3 separate regions of the Homo sapiens genome follow, and regions 2 and 3 are each linked to region 1. A link is a contact called in ENCODE Hi-C or POLR2A ChIA-PET data. All regions are on one chromosome and are shown on one strand. Each heading gives the region's core, a stretch centred on a gene start or an enhancer-like site at or near the end of the contact. The rest is flanking DNA. Distances are from core to core; before and after follow the strand shown.

What was found. A loop is a pair of places that touch in the nucleus more often than their neighbours do. ChIA-PET counts read pairs that join two places held with the same protein, here RNA polymerase II (POLR2A). Pooled maps may share reads with other maps.
Region 2: a pooled map shows a loop between it and region 1 (4-fold over the local background). The contact joins the enhancer-like site here to the promoter of GALC in region 1. A Hi-C loop is called at or near these places in 1 of 37 single-sample maps with no recorded cell type and 2 of 50 pooled maps. POLR2A ChIA-PET finds 5 or more read pairs at or near these places in 1 of 52 experiments (PC-3).
Region 3: a pooled map shows a loop between it and region 1 (4-fold over the local background). The contact joins the enhancer-like site here to the promoter of GALC in region 1. A Hi-C loop is called at or near these places in 7 of 50 pooled maps.

Annotation. Positions count from the first base shown.
Region 1 is chr14:87,991,747-87,996,152 of GRCh38, reverse strand. GALC (galactosylceramidase) reads left to right here and starts at 2,971. Exons shown (of 17, transcript NM_000153.4): 1 at 2,971-3,183. The coding sequence starts at 2,989. RefSeq lists enhancers at 2,634-2,963, 2,658-3,158 and a silencer at 3,114-3,303.
Region 2 is chr14:89,771,181-89,775,586 of GRCh38, reverse strand. No RefSeq gene overlaps it. Among named protein-coding and RNA genes, the nearest start is that of EFCAB11, 180 kb to the left of the region's middle. RefSeq lists enhancers at 1,607-1,686, 1,675-2,287. Within about 2 kb of position 1,831, at least 5 of the 41 ENCODE cell types and tissues checked have a DNase peak (open chromatin) inside an H3K27ac peak, as active enhancers do.
Region 3 is chr14:89,717,936-89,722,341 of GRCh38, reverse strand. No RefSeq gene overlaps it. Among named protein-coding and RNA genes, the nearest start is that of FOXN3-AS2, 140 kb to the right of the region's middle. Within about 2 kb of position 2,186, at least 14 of the 41 ENCODE cell types and tissues checked have a DNase peak (open chromatin) inside an H3K27ac peak, as active enhancers do.

The sequences.
Region 1 (4,406 bases), core at 1,722-4,221:
CAGCACTCCAAGGATTTCTGTCAGCATGTATTTATTGGCCTTTTATTAGAAACTTTCTTACCTCATGTCTGCTCTCATGAATATAGATCAGAAATTAGAAACAAAAAATATTTATCTGGTAAGCAATTTCTTTGGTAACTGAACTAATAGGAACTACTGGGACTTCCTGGAAGTGAGGCTACCTTTTCCATTAGAGTTTATGCTTCCTCTTTTGTAGACTTCACACATTGCTCAAATATTTGTGGCGTGCATTCCAACTACAAGGTGCAATTGAGGGACGAGAAAAGGGAAAACTTAGTTGGGCAGACAGCTAAAGTTGGTCTTTGGTAAAATTCTTTTAAACAGAAAGACAGCCTGAAAAATCAAGCTACAGGCACACATAGAGTGGCCTGGGGAAAACTCAGGCAACAGCTGCCCTGATAAGAAAGGAAGGCCCAACATAGAAGCCTTTTGTTCTTTGTGTGATTAGCAGGTTCCCAGGAAAAAGTTTCTTCCCCTTTTCAGGCACATACATGGTGGGCTCTGTGGGAACTTGCATGGGGGTGGAGAGGGTGATTACCTAGAACCCACAGTTACACAAACAAGAGAAGCTGAACTTTATCCTTACCCAAGACATACCCACAGCTGCACAGATAAGGGGAGCTGCACAGATAGCTTTACAAGTAAGTTACACAAACAGCTACAGAGATGAGAGGAGTTTCTTATAAAAGCTTTTGGATTCAACTGTAAAAGTGGCAAAATGGCAAAGAAAGAAAGCTTTCTTCTTTCATATAATAAACTTTCTCTTCAACCTCACTCTGGTGTCCACACTCCTTAATTCTCTTGGTTGTGAGACAACAAGCTTGGATAACACCTCAGACAACGAGACCACTGACCACTGACCCGTTTCACAATGACGTACTACAGGATGGTGTATGCTGGGTATTCATACATCGTCATGCAACTTCCTAGTTTTATGTGTAAGGTAGTTTCCTCTGTCATCACCTTGGTATTTCCCATCTAGTCACGGTATTAAGTGGGTCTTATGCGCTTGTTAAGAGCTGGTAAGAGAAGCTTAACATTCACTTGATGGAATGGTTACTGTGGCTTGTATCCACAGGAGCTCCAGCTCATGCTTAAAATACTGTGTTAGAACAAATGGATCAGAGTGAATTCTGTAACAGTAAATCCACAGAACTGAAAATTACTGACTTGCATCATAAACTGGTTGCAGTGGCAAGGCAGAGAGTTCAGATTCGTGTTGTACTGGGGAAAGAAGAAACCAAAGAAAATAAGTGGTTCATACACAGGGGACTATTTAACTGATCCAAGCCAGAAGACTACTGAGGGTGAAAGGAGCATTATCAGTAATTATGTTTAGACAAAAGTTGTGACTGTCCTTAGTAAACCAGGATAGACGTAGAGTCAATTCAAAAAGAAAGAAAGAACAAACATATCTAATGTACATTAAGAACCCAGGGATATCGGGTTCTTAATGTGCATATTTATTGGATTGCCCAGAGCTTTGACCTTCAAGTATAATTGAGTTCTTGAAACTTAGATTTAGGTTTGTGGTTAAGGGGCAAAATAATCAGATTCCAAATAGGGTTCTGCAGACAAATCCCACAGGTCCTAAAGTCTCTGGGTCTTTTCCTTGCCATTGTGGTATCTCAGGGGCTTGTGTAGGCAATGATAACCAGTTCCATACTTCTGCTAAGAGAAATTTGGGGATCAGAAAATCTTTCTCTGCAGCTCTTCAGAGTCTCTTTAATTTACTTCAATAACAAGGAAATCAGAAATCTCAGGACAGTGCTGGATGTGGCAGAAATTCAGGGCAATTCACAACTTTCCTACCAATTTAGAGTTACCTGTCTGGAATCACTTCAACTGACAGTGGAAGATAGTTTATAAAATTGTAGGGGAGGCAAAATTTCACCTTCGTCCCTGTAGGGTCCCAGCATGGCCCTAGTATTAAATTGATTTAAGATATTAATAGACTGACAGGAGACAACCACACAAATGTTTATTTTACATAGCACGGGGGCCCTCATTAAAAAAAAAAAAGACCTAAAGCAGCAGTTAAGAGCCAATTGCTTATAGAGTGAAATGGACAAAAAATAGTAGTTGTGAAACATGATAAGGCGAAGGGGCTTGGGGTAAAGAAGCGACTAGAAAGATAGGGATTAACAAATTTTGTTTGGACAGATTTCCCTCGACTTCAACTTTCTGTCCTTGAAGATAACAATGTTATTTTATAGGGAAGACATCTTTCACATGGGAATTTCATCTCCTCCTTTTAAGACACATAATATCCATGACAGTGATCTTGCACCTGCTGTTTTTAAGTGCCTTTAATTTAAAATAGTCAATATGCCACAGCAGCATATTTTGAGGTGGTATATTATTAACTCCTTCAAGGCTAAAAGCTTTGAATATGCCGGGGTAGTTACCAGACTGGAGAACCTTCTCAGCTATTTGCCACTTGTGGAATGCATTCAAATGTACTGAGTGCTTATTAACTTTTCTCTCAGTCCCTCACTCTGCTGCTCTTCTCGCCTCATCTCACATAAGGGAAAACTCAGGCTCCAAAAGCAAAGTGATTCCACCAAGATGACAATGGAATCGGGACCTGGTGTCCAAGCCTGGTCCTCGCACGAGGTAGATACTCCCTGAGATGCTGGGGAAGAGCCATGGTAGGGCCACTCATGGCCCTCTTCCTTTGGCGGACCTTGGAATCCACCTTCCCTGCGTTAAAGTGCTCCACCAGGTGACGCCGGAAGAGAAGCCAGCAGTAAGTACATGTGAAATCCAGTAGCTGACCACAGACACGCGAGCGATAAGAAAAAGCTCGCTGCTTCTTTTCTCAACACTCCGCCAGCTGCGTCAGAGGCCCTTGACCCGCACTCAAAATGGCGGCGGCGGCGTCAGCATCAGCGGCCTCCTGCCCGTATCTATCGTGGCGGCGACGGGACCCGCCTCCCTGGGCGCCGGAGTCATGTGACCCACACAATGGCTGAGTGGCTACTCTCGGCTTCCTGGCAACGCCGAGCGAAAGCTATGACTGCGGCCGCGGGTTCGGCGGGCCGCGCCGCGGTGCCCTTGCTGCTGTGTGCGCTGCTGGCGCCCGGCGGCGCGTACGTGCTCGACGACTCCGACGGGCTGGGCCGGGAGTTCGACGGCATCGGCGCGGTCAGCGGCGGCGGGGTGAGCGGCAAGCTGCGGGGATACGCGGGGGGCGGCAAGAGCCCGCCCCGTGGGGCCAGCCCCACAAGCCCCCGCGGCGTTGCCCTGCGTTTCCACCGGCTCCACTCTCCGCCGCATTCCCCTAGGGTGCCAGTCAGCAGGCGGTTGGGGCGGGCCCGCTGCGGGGCTGGGGCGGGTGCTTTCTCGTTTAACACGAACCAGACAGGCAGTTAGGTTTGAACAAATGAGGATCCGGAGGTCCAGAGAGTATAGGTGCAGAGAGTAAAGTGACAGGTCTAAGTAGTGAAGTAGCCGGGGCTGGAACCCTCGTCCCAGGCAGTGGGGCACAGGCTGTCTTCATCGCGGAGATGGCAGTCGGGGAGCGTCGCTCCAGAAAGGGCCAGGGAGTGCGGGAGCGTCCGTGTGCGAAAGAGAACGCCCCAGTGGGATGCTTTGGCTGTGTCTCTCCCTTTTGGAGGAGTTGGTGGGTGGTGGAGTCGTTAAGTCCCGTGCAGTTGTTAGTGCAGGGTAAGAATGGGCTCCTCCAGAGAGGGTAGCGCCGAATAGGATTTCGTTTGGAGGCAGGACTGGTGCCTCAAGGTCTCTTTAAAAGGAAGATAAGCGAGCGGCCTGAAACTACCGGGTACTCCCTCTGGGCCCATGGGCTTCATGGTGGCCGACCTTTGGGTGAGAAGGTTTTTGTTTTTTGGTTTTGTATCCGAAATTACATCTAGGGCTAATGTTTCTTGAAAATGTTAAGGTTGAACTCGGATTTTTGGGGTTGAGTTGGATGGAGCTTGCATCCTTACATTCAACTCAGAACAAGCTTGAATGCCTGCTGCAAGGATGACCTGGTCTGTAGTGTGACCACAAGATATAACCTTCTGCTAGGGGAAATTTTTTTCCCCCTGGAGTTAGCTGATCCTTTTTGATTTTTATGTTTTCATTCCCTAATTTGCAATCTCTCCAGCCGTGCTGATGTGTATTTCAGGGGAAACCTGTGGGCCGATGAGTTAATGCATTTATTCTTTGCTACTACTATTCTCCTTTTTATGTTTTTGGGCTAAACCTGAAACAGCCAATATTTCATGGAGTGAGGCCCCATCTTTTTTATAGCTTTACTTGTGATACTATATCTAGGGTAAGAGCTTACCGAAAAATGGAAGTCTTTGTTTCCATTAGGTTTATTAAGCCCAGTTTAAAATTACTAAGATGAGAAGAATCATTTCGTAATTCAAAGTAGG
Region 2 (4,406 bases), core at 582-3,081, 1.8 Mb before region 1:
AGTGAATATCTAGCCCTTGTGGACAAGCTTGTTAAGGGGAGTGTGGAATAAAACTGCATCCCGAACTTCCTTCCACTTTGAACAGTTTATTTGTCTTTCTTTCAAAGTTGATGGATTTCCAACTTGAGGAAAGTGTGGAAATAATAGGCAAGAAGCCTGATGGCTTAATTTCCTGTCCCTCACAGACCCCAGGAAGCGCTCATTGTTCCTGAGAATAGGAGGCTCCAAGCTAATCAGAAACAGCCATCGTTTGGTGGGGACCGGGGCCCCGGGATTGGTCCGTCTGACTCCAGTTGATGATTTACATCCTATTATTAAGAATCTAATGGGAAATACATCGAAAACACATGTCTGCCATTTCATTTTGAGACATACTTGTTTTCTTTGATGTGTTTTTTAAAGGGAGTTTTATTTCACACTCATCTCTTCCCTTGAATTCCCTATACAGCCACTATCGTTCCTATTGACCCAGCTGGTAAGCTCATTGCCAGCTCACCAAGGGTCTTCGCTCACTTTGGCTCTGCTGCCATTGAATATAGCACCGAGTACTCAGAGTGATTTCCCCAAACTCTGGTTAGCCTTGAAAGCAACAAATCACTGTTGCATGAGTTTTTGTTCTGATTACAGAGACGATAATCATGTGAAGTTAATGCAGGTGTCATTAGGGTTTCGGCAAAAGGAGCAGACCCAAGACCGACTTCTCCATCAGACACACAATGTCTACAGCCCTGGATACTTGCAGGGCCCAATTTTAATTATAATTTATTTTAAGATTGGAGGAAAATGAGTATAATAGTGAATACATAATAATGAATCCAGCCTAGGTAGTATTTTTTTATACCAACATAATTACAAAATGTAATTTTTGTGGGGGCAGGGAGGAGTCTTGCTCTGTTGCCCAGGCTGAAGTGCAATGGCCTCCCAGGTTCAAGCAATTATCCTGCCTCAGCCTCCCTAGTAGCTGGGATTACAGACACCTGACACCAAGCCTGGCTAATTTTTGTATTTTTAGTAGAGATGGAGTTTCTCCATGTTGGCCAGGCTGGTCTTGAACTCCTGACCTCAGGTGATCCACCCACCTCGGCCCCCCAAAGTGCTGGGATTACAGGTGTGAGCCACCACAGCTGGCCTAAACTATAATTTTTTAAAAAATGTTTTAACAGTAGAATAAGGTCCATGAAGGCAAAGTGGCTCAGCGCATAGAAGTCATAATTCATCTGAGCAGAACTGCTGTGAGTAACATGGAATAAGGGACCGAGTCTAAGGATTGGCTTTTCTGTGACTGTGGCAGCTGATGGAGAGGTCTCAGCAGAGCTGCTAGACCTCTGTATCTGCAGATGGGCTTGAGGTTACCCTAGGTCACAAAGCCAGCAGTTGAGAAAAAAAGCCGGATGTGAAGGCTGTGGTTCTCAACCCGGGACGACTTTGTCCCCCAGAAGACATTTGGAGTTGATGCCTGGAGACAGTTTTGGTGGCCACAACTTAGGTGAGAGTGACGACTATCTAGTGAGAAGAGGCCAGGAATGCTGCTAAACACTGCAATGCACAAGACAGCCTCTGACCACAGTTATCTGGCTTGAAAGAGCAACAGTGCTGAGGCTGAGAGACCCTTATGTGAAGAAAGGCCACAACCTATAAGCCATGTCTGCCTCTTGCAGCCCCCCTCAGTGAAGGGATAACCCAAAGCAGGAGTTGCTGTCCCTCATCATTGAAGAACACTTGCACCTGGGAGGATTTGGCGATGCTAAAGAGGGATATGGGGCAGCTGCTGAGGAACTGCAGGGCTGGCTGCCCCGAGCCGCCACCGGGTGAGTCAGCAGATCAGTGGCAACGCACTGGAGCTACAGTAACAATGCACAGTGCCCCGCACCCACCTGCGGAGCGTGAGAGCTGCTGCTTCACTTCCACCTTCCATATCTCATGCAAATTTCTCTCCTGGTCAGCCCTAACTTGAAACCCTACAGGAAAGGAACTCTAGAAAATGTAGTTCCAGGTTCACTAAATTGCCATAGTCCAAGCCCCCCACAGTAGACCCTGAGGGGCTCTGCTCACCAGCACTTTATACCTGTGAAGTGGTGTTTTCTTCACCTCACTCCAGACTTCGCATGTGTTGAAATTGGATGTGCTATTGCAATTGTTTAAATCCACAAACACCTGGTGTGCTTTAGACTGCTGGCTGTGCATCCGCATCTTTCTTTCAGAAATACAGCTGTGGCTGCACACACAGCTCCCCAGACAGAGCCATGAACCAGCTTCCCATGCAGTTAGGGGTGGCCGTATCACTGCTACTTATCACATGCATGTTTGGGCAAGTGGGTGTGCCGGCTCCAGAGCTGCACCTGTGGACGCCAGCTGCATACCCCTCCACGTGCTCTTTCCCCTTCCCATCAGCTGGAACCCAAATCTGAGGCAACCCAGCTTCAACCACACGATGACAAGAACAAAGCAGCAGGATGGAGAGATCTTGGAGATTTTATACCCTAAAGCACCTGCATCGTACTCTTCTTTTTTCCTAAGGAGTTCTGAGTGAGCTTCTTAGTCACTTAGGTCGTGAATAATAAAAACCAACTGAGGCCAGATGCAGTGGCTCACACCTGTAATCCCAACACTTTGGGAGGCCAAGGCAGGAGGATGGCTTGAGGTCAGGAGTTTGAGACCAGCCTGACCAACACAGCAAGACCTTGTTTCTAAAAAAGGAAGGAAGGAAGGAACAAAGGAAGGAAAAAGAGGAGAGGAAGGAAGGAAGGAAAAAGAGAGAGGGAAGGAAGGAAAAAGAGGGAAGGAAGGAAGGAAAAGGAAGGAAGGAAAGAAGGAAGGAATGAAGGAGGGAGGGAAGGAAGAAGGGAGGGAGGGAAGGAAGGAAGGAGGGAGGGAAGGAAGGAAGGTAGGAAGGAAGGAGGGAGGGAGGGAGGGAGGGAGGAAGGAAGGAAAAAAATTAAAACCAACTGAAATTGGCTGGGCACAGTGGTTCATGTCTGTAATCCCAGGACTTTGGGAGGCTGAGGCGGGAGGATAGCTTAAGCCCAAGAGTTTGAGACCAGCTTAAGCAACATAGTAAAACCCTGTCTCTACAACAAATACAAAAACTAGCCAGGGATGGTGATGTGCACCTATGGTTCCAGCTACTCAAGAGGCTGAGGCAGGAGGATTGCTTAAGCCTAGGAGTTTGAGGCTGCAGTGAGCTGTGATGGTGCCATTTCACACTCCAGCCTGCCTCCTTTTAGAGACAGCAAGACCCTGTCTCTATAAAAGAAAGAAAGAAAAAAGAAAGAAAGAAAGAAAAAGAAAAGAAGACAAGACAGACTTTTCACTTAAGCAGAAAAGGGAATGTATTTGTTCCCATAATTGGGAGGTTCAGGCTGAGTTTCAGGCATAACTGGATCTAGGGGTTCAAAGTATGTCATTAGGATTCTCCGTCTCCCAACATTGGCTTCTTGCAGGAGTCCAGGGAAGATGGCTTTGAGAAGTTCCAGGCTCACAATTCCCTTCTAGCTCATGACCCAGGAGAAAACAGGAGCTTCTCTCTCTCAAGGCATACTTAACTATGAAGAGGAAATGCAGAATGGTCCCTCTGGGGTTACAGGCTCACCCCGAACCAATCACTCCAAACCTCAGAAGAAGGGAGACTAGAATGAACCTGTAAAATCAGTAGCCATTACAGCCCACTTGGGAAGTTAACCAACATTACCAGGCAGTGAAGACAGTGCTGGTGGGGGGTAAAATCAGGAAGCTGCAATTGAGGTTCAGGGAAGGAAAACCATTCTCAGCTGAGGTCGTTAGGAATGCCTTCATAGGACAGGTAGGATTTGAGCTGGGCGTTGGGAGACCTAAAGTTTAAAAACGGATGAAGAAGAAAATACCGTACTTTCATTCCTGATCATTTTCTAAGGCTCAAGGAAGCTAGCAGCCCAGGGGGATGTAAAGGATCGTGTTGGTTTTCTTCCCTTTGCCACTGGTTCAGGATGAGAAGTGTTTTTCTTTGAGCATCGAGTCCTTCCAGAGACTGACAGAAAGGGAGAGAATTTGGATACGAGGACAAAAATCTCCAGCACAGGCACTCACATGTAAAGCAGGAGGAAAACGCCATGCTTCTCCCCAACCTGAGGAACAGCTGGTAAGTGTAACTGGCAGTTTCCTTAATCAGTCCAGAAAGGCTTGTTATATAAATAAATGATTCAAATAGGAAGTGACTTACCTTAGGAAACATGCCTTGCTCTTTTTTGTTTTTCATGTTTCTAGAATGGTTTCTTTCAGGGTTGGGGTAGAACAGCTTGTAATTTTAATATACATTTATTGATTCTAAAACTGTCTAGTGTTAGGATTTTAGGAATATATTTTTATGAGGATTCAAGTAGCATAATAATTTTCCAACCAGCCATGCTAGCAGAGCCAAGGGCTCAATTCTT
Region 3 (4,406 bases), core at 937-3,436, 1.7 Mb before region 1:
ACCTGTGGGCAGAACAAGGAATAAATGTTTCAGATATGAGTCCAAAATCCAAGGACACGCCCTTCAACTTGCAGACACTGGTTTCCAGTTGAGCTGCTTCTCACATGGGCAACTCTAGCCAGCTGGTAACAGCAGAGATTTGTGTACTTGGTAATGTTTTTAAAAAACAGCTGGGGATTGTCTGGGCAACGCTGGAGGCCAGCTTCTGTGCAATCGCACGGGCCTGCTGAGCTTGTCCCTCTCCTCCTGCTGTCCCCAGAGGGGCAAACAAGCTTCTTTCTTATTCAACCTATGTCTTCCTGAACTCTGTTTCTCTCTGACGTGGCTGGAGAGACTAAGACAGTTCTCATTAAGAAGACTACATAAGCAAGGCCTAAATTATGTGCTACAAATCCTGCAAGAGTGTCATGAAAATGGAGGTTGCTCAGGACTGGAGGAGCCGCGGAAGGCTTTTTATGGGAGATGGGACTTCATTTTGGCCTTGAAAAGCAGCAGAGCTTAGTAGGTAGAAAAGAGAAAGAAGGGCATCCCGGCAGGGGGGTACACATTGAGCAAACGGCACAGAGGTGAGACCTGACGTGCACTTTTATGGCACAAAGTGAAGACTGTCTTAGCTTAAGGGAAGAATCCCAGCCCAGAAGGCTGACAGTCGGTCACCCTGGGTCTGAAATTTGGGTCATGGTCTTAAGCCATCTACCCCTCTGCTGCTTGGTTCAGCTTCTTTCTGATTCTCTGCCTAATTCCCCCCTCAGACTGGCTTTCCATCAAGCTGTGTCGGGCTCCAGACCATCCTCCTAATTAATACATGCCAGGTCCCATGAGTTGACAAGCTTTCAATACAAAGAAATAAATGATATAAGCCAGGATGAAAAGCAGAACAAAATAAAGATAGCAGGGGGTGTTTGGAGTGAACAACATCATGAAACGGGCCAATTTCAGAGACTTTTTGGAAAAGCGGAAACCTGATGTGTTAATTAGGAGTCTATTTCCATAATAAGACTGCTCAGAGGAAGGTAATAGAAGAAACAAAGGGGCAGTGGCAGGGACTGGTCAGGCAGGATGGAAGTTACAGCTTAAGGAGAGGGGAGAGGGCTTATTATTGTCTGTTGTCTTCTGTATCTCTGGGGTCTGCTGGCTCCATAAGACAGGGGGCTGCCCCTTCTTTGTTTTGTAAAGCACCGTGAATAAAGAGCTTCGGGTATAAATAACAATGTGGTTTCTGGCCCCAAGACCCGATTCAACAGGAAGTACTGCAGCCTTACCAGCTCCAGCTGGTGGTAGATTTTGACTTTTCAGGGCATACTCTATTCAGAGGAACTGTCTGCTGCTGAGATGAGCCAATATAGTGGTTCAAAACAAGAGGAAGTGTGGCAAGGAAGTGAGGTGCCAATGCACCCGCAGTGAGGGAAGGGCACTTGTGAAGCCGGAAGCCTTCATCTGGCCTCAAGCAGCTAGGTTTGGGGGATTCGAGCAAGGGTGCTGGAATCAGGTAGATGTGGGATCTAACCCCCAGCTCTGCCGCCTGCTGGCTCTGTGGTTAGGCCTTCCAACTGGTATGCTGAGCTGAGAAAAGACAGTGTATCTTCTCCACTACTGCCAGATTGATTTTTCAAAAGCACAGCTTTGAGCATCTCTTCCTGCTGTTTGGAGATGGCAGTGGCTCCCAACTGCCTAGCAGAAGCCAGTCCACTGTGGGGTTGGCCAAGTTCTGCACTTCAGGGACTTTGACTGAGAGGGTGAACCCTCCTAAACCTCGTGTTCTTCTTCATGAAGCAAGGATGATAATAGGCACTGTATTGTTGGGCCACTGTGAAAGTTAAAGGAGATAATTCACGTAAAGCATGTGGCACATCATAAGTGCCCCACTAACAAGAATCTTCACGACTGGTTAAGAAACTGCTTGAGTGCAAAGCCCCATTCTTCCTTTACCAGATGTGACCTTGGGTACATTTCTTAATTTCCCCATTGTATTAGTCCGTTCTCACATTGCTGCAAAGACACTACCCCAGAATGGGTAATTTATAAAGGAAAGAGGCTTAATTGACTCAAGTTCAGTGTGGCTGGGGAGGCCTCAGGAAACTCACAACCATGGAGGAAGGGGAAGCAAACACGGCAGGAAGGAGAATGAAAGCCAAGCAAAAGGGGTTTCCCCTTATAAAACCATCAGATCTCGTGAGACTTATTCACTACCACGAGAACAGTTGGGGGAAACCACCCCCATGATTCAATTATCTCCCACCAGGTCCCTCCCACCACAAATGGGAATTACGGGAGCTACAATTCAAGATGAGATTTGGATATGGACACAGCGAGACCTTATCACCCATCCTCAAACGCTCACCTGTAAAACAAGGTTGTTGAGAGGATTCGATGAACTGATGTATCTAAAGCATCTTGACCAGTACTTAGTGCTCAATAATTTTAGTTTTATGACATCATCATCATCATTATCACTGCTTCCTCCATCACCATCATGATGATCATTTAGATCTGGGAGAAAAAAAAGAAATAAATTGGGAATATACTTATTGAAATGAGTCCCTGAAGTTGCTCTGGGGGTCTAGGAGTGGAGAAGGGGGCTGAACGCCTCCATCCCTCCTCTCCACAGATACTTCTGGTAGGGCCTGGGGTAGTTGGGACCAGTGAGGGCTTCAGGGACTGGGTGTGCCTGTTGCATCTGGCTGTTTTCTCCTGGCTTCTGGATCTAATGCTGGGCACCTGTTCAACCCAGGCCAACTGGAAGGTGGGGGTCAATCTTGCTGAATGAGACTATGGTGGTTGTGGTTGTTAGATAGAGGACACGTGCTTCCTCTTTCTGCTGTCATGAGAGTCCCTCAGGGAAAGTTCATGACGAGGTGAAATGTTACTCTGGTCTCCTGTTTTTCTTTTTCTTTTTTTTTTTTTTTTGGAGATGGAGTTTTGCTTTTGTCGCCCAGGCTGGAGTGCAATGGCGCAATCTCGGCTCATAGCAACCTCCGCCTCCCGGGTTCAAGCCATTCTCCTGCCTCAGCCTCCGGAGTAGTTGGGATTACAGGCATGTGCCACCACGCCCGGCTAATTTTGTATTTTTAGTAGAGACGGGGTTTCTCCACGTTGGTCAGGCTGGTCTCGAACTCTGGACCTCAGATGATCCGCCCACCTCGGCCTCCCAAAGTGCTGGGATTACAGCATGAGCCACCGCGCCTCGCCTGTCTCCTGTTTTTCTATCTGAAGGTAATGACCACTTCACCCATTTTGTGTGATGTTGGCAAGGCTGCCAACAGTGTGACCCCACCCCATTGCTGCGATATAATGCAACCCAAGCAAAGTGAATCAAAATCATTATAGGGAGTTTGCTTGAGAGCTAAGGGTAGGGGTAGGGGTGGAGGGAAGTGTCCTTCTCCCTTGCCCTAGGATGCAGAGATCTAAAGAACACAGGAGGCTGAAGATGCCAGACAGGGGTCCTTGCAGCCGTGTTGGAGAGATTGGAGAGATTCTGCTTGAGAGTGAAGTCAATCAAAGTCAAAAGACAGAGCCCTCTTATCATTGTTTGAGCCACTTGATACAGCTATGCCTGAAGGTGGTCACCCCCAGACTTCCCAGGTACATGAACCAATTAACTCCATAAAGCTGATTGAGTTGGATTTTTGTCACTTGTACTAATGAGTACAGTGCCTTTATTTGCAACTGTGAGAAATTTGCTTCATATGCTTTAAACTCATTTGTGTTAGGAATAATTAGGTTTTTTAAATTTGTGGAGGGGCTATCTAGGAGTGGGGAATAGAAAACTGAGATGCAACAGAAGGCAGAGAAGAAGCTGATGCTTTGCACTGAAGCCTTGGAAAAGATCAAGGAAGCTGAGAGCTGGTAGCCAAGGGCCATGGAACAGCCAGCTGTGTTGATGGAAGGGAAGAAACAGGGTCACCTGTGGGAGGAGCAGGCAGCACAGGCAAAGACATTAGGCTATAGTGTTTATGGATAAGGACCTATATAACCTTCTATGTGGTGGCACAAATTTGGCAAATCACTACTCAGCTATATTAAGCCAATTCGATAAAAATTACTCAAAGCATCTCAATCAAAAAGGCAATGTCAACTTGGAGTCACACAGCCCTGGGCTTAGGGCCAGCTTTGGGACAATCTAGTTGAGTGACATTAAGAGAATTATTTGACATCTCTGATCCTCAGTTCCATTTCTGCACCATAGGGATAATAATGCCTTCCTCACATAATAGGTGATGATGGTACTGTTTTATTCAAGCTCTTCCACACCTCTGGGACCACAATAGAAAAATGAGAAGCAAGACAACCAACAACTCCATTCCAAAAAGTACAAAGCACATGCAATATGTGCACGAAGAATCAGACATAGAAGGAAAAACAGGGCCAGGCACAGGGGCTCGCACCTGTAATCCCAACACTTTGGG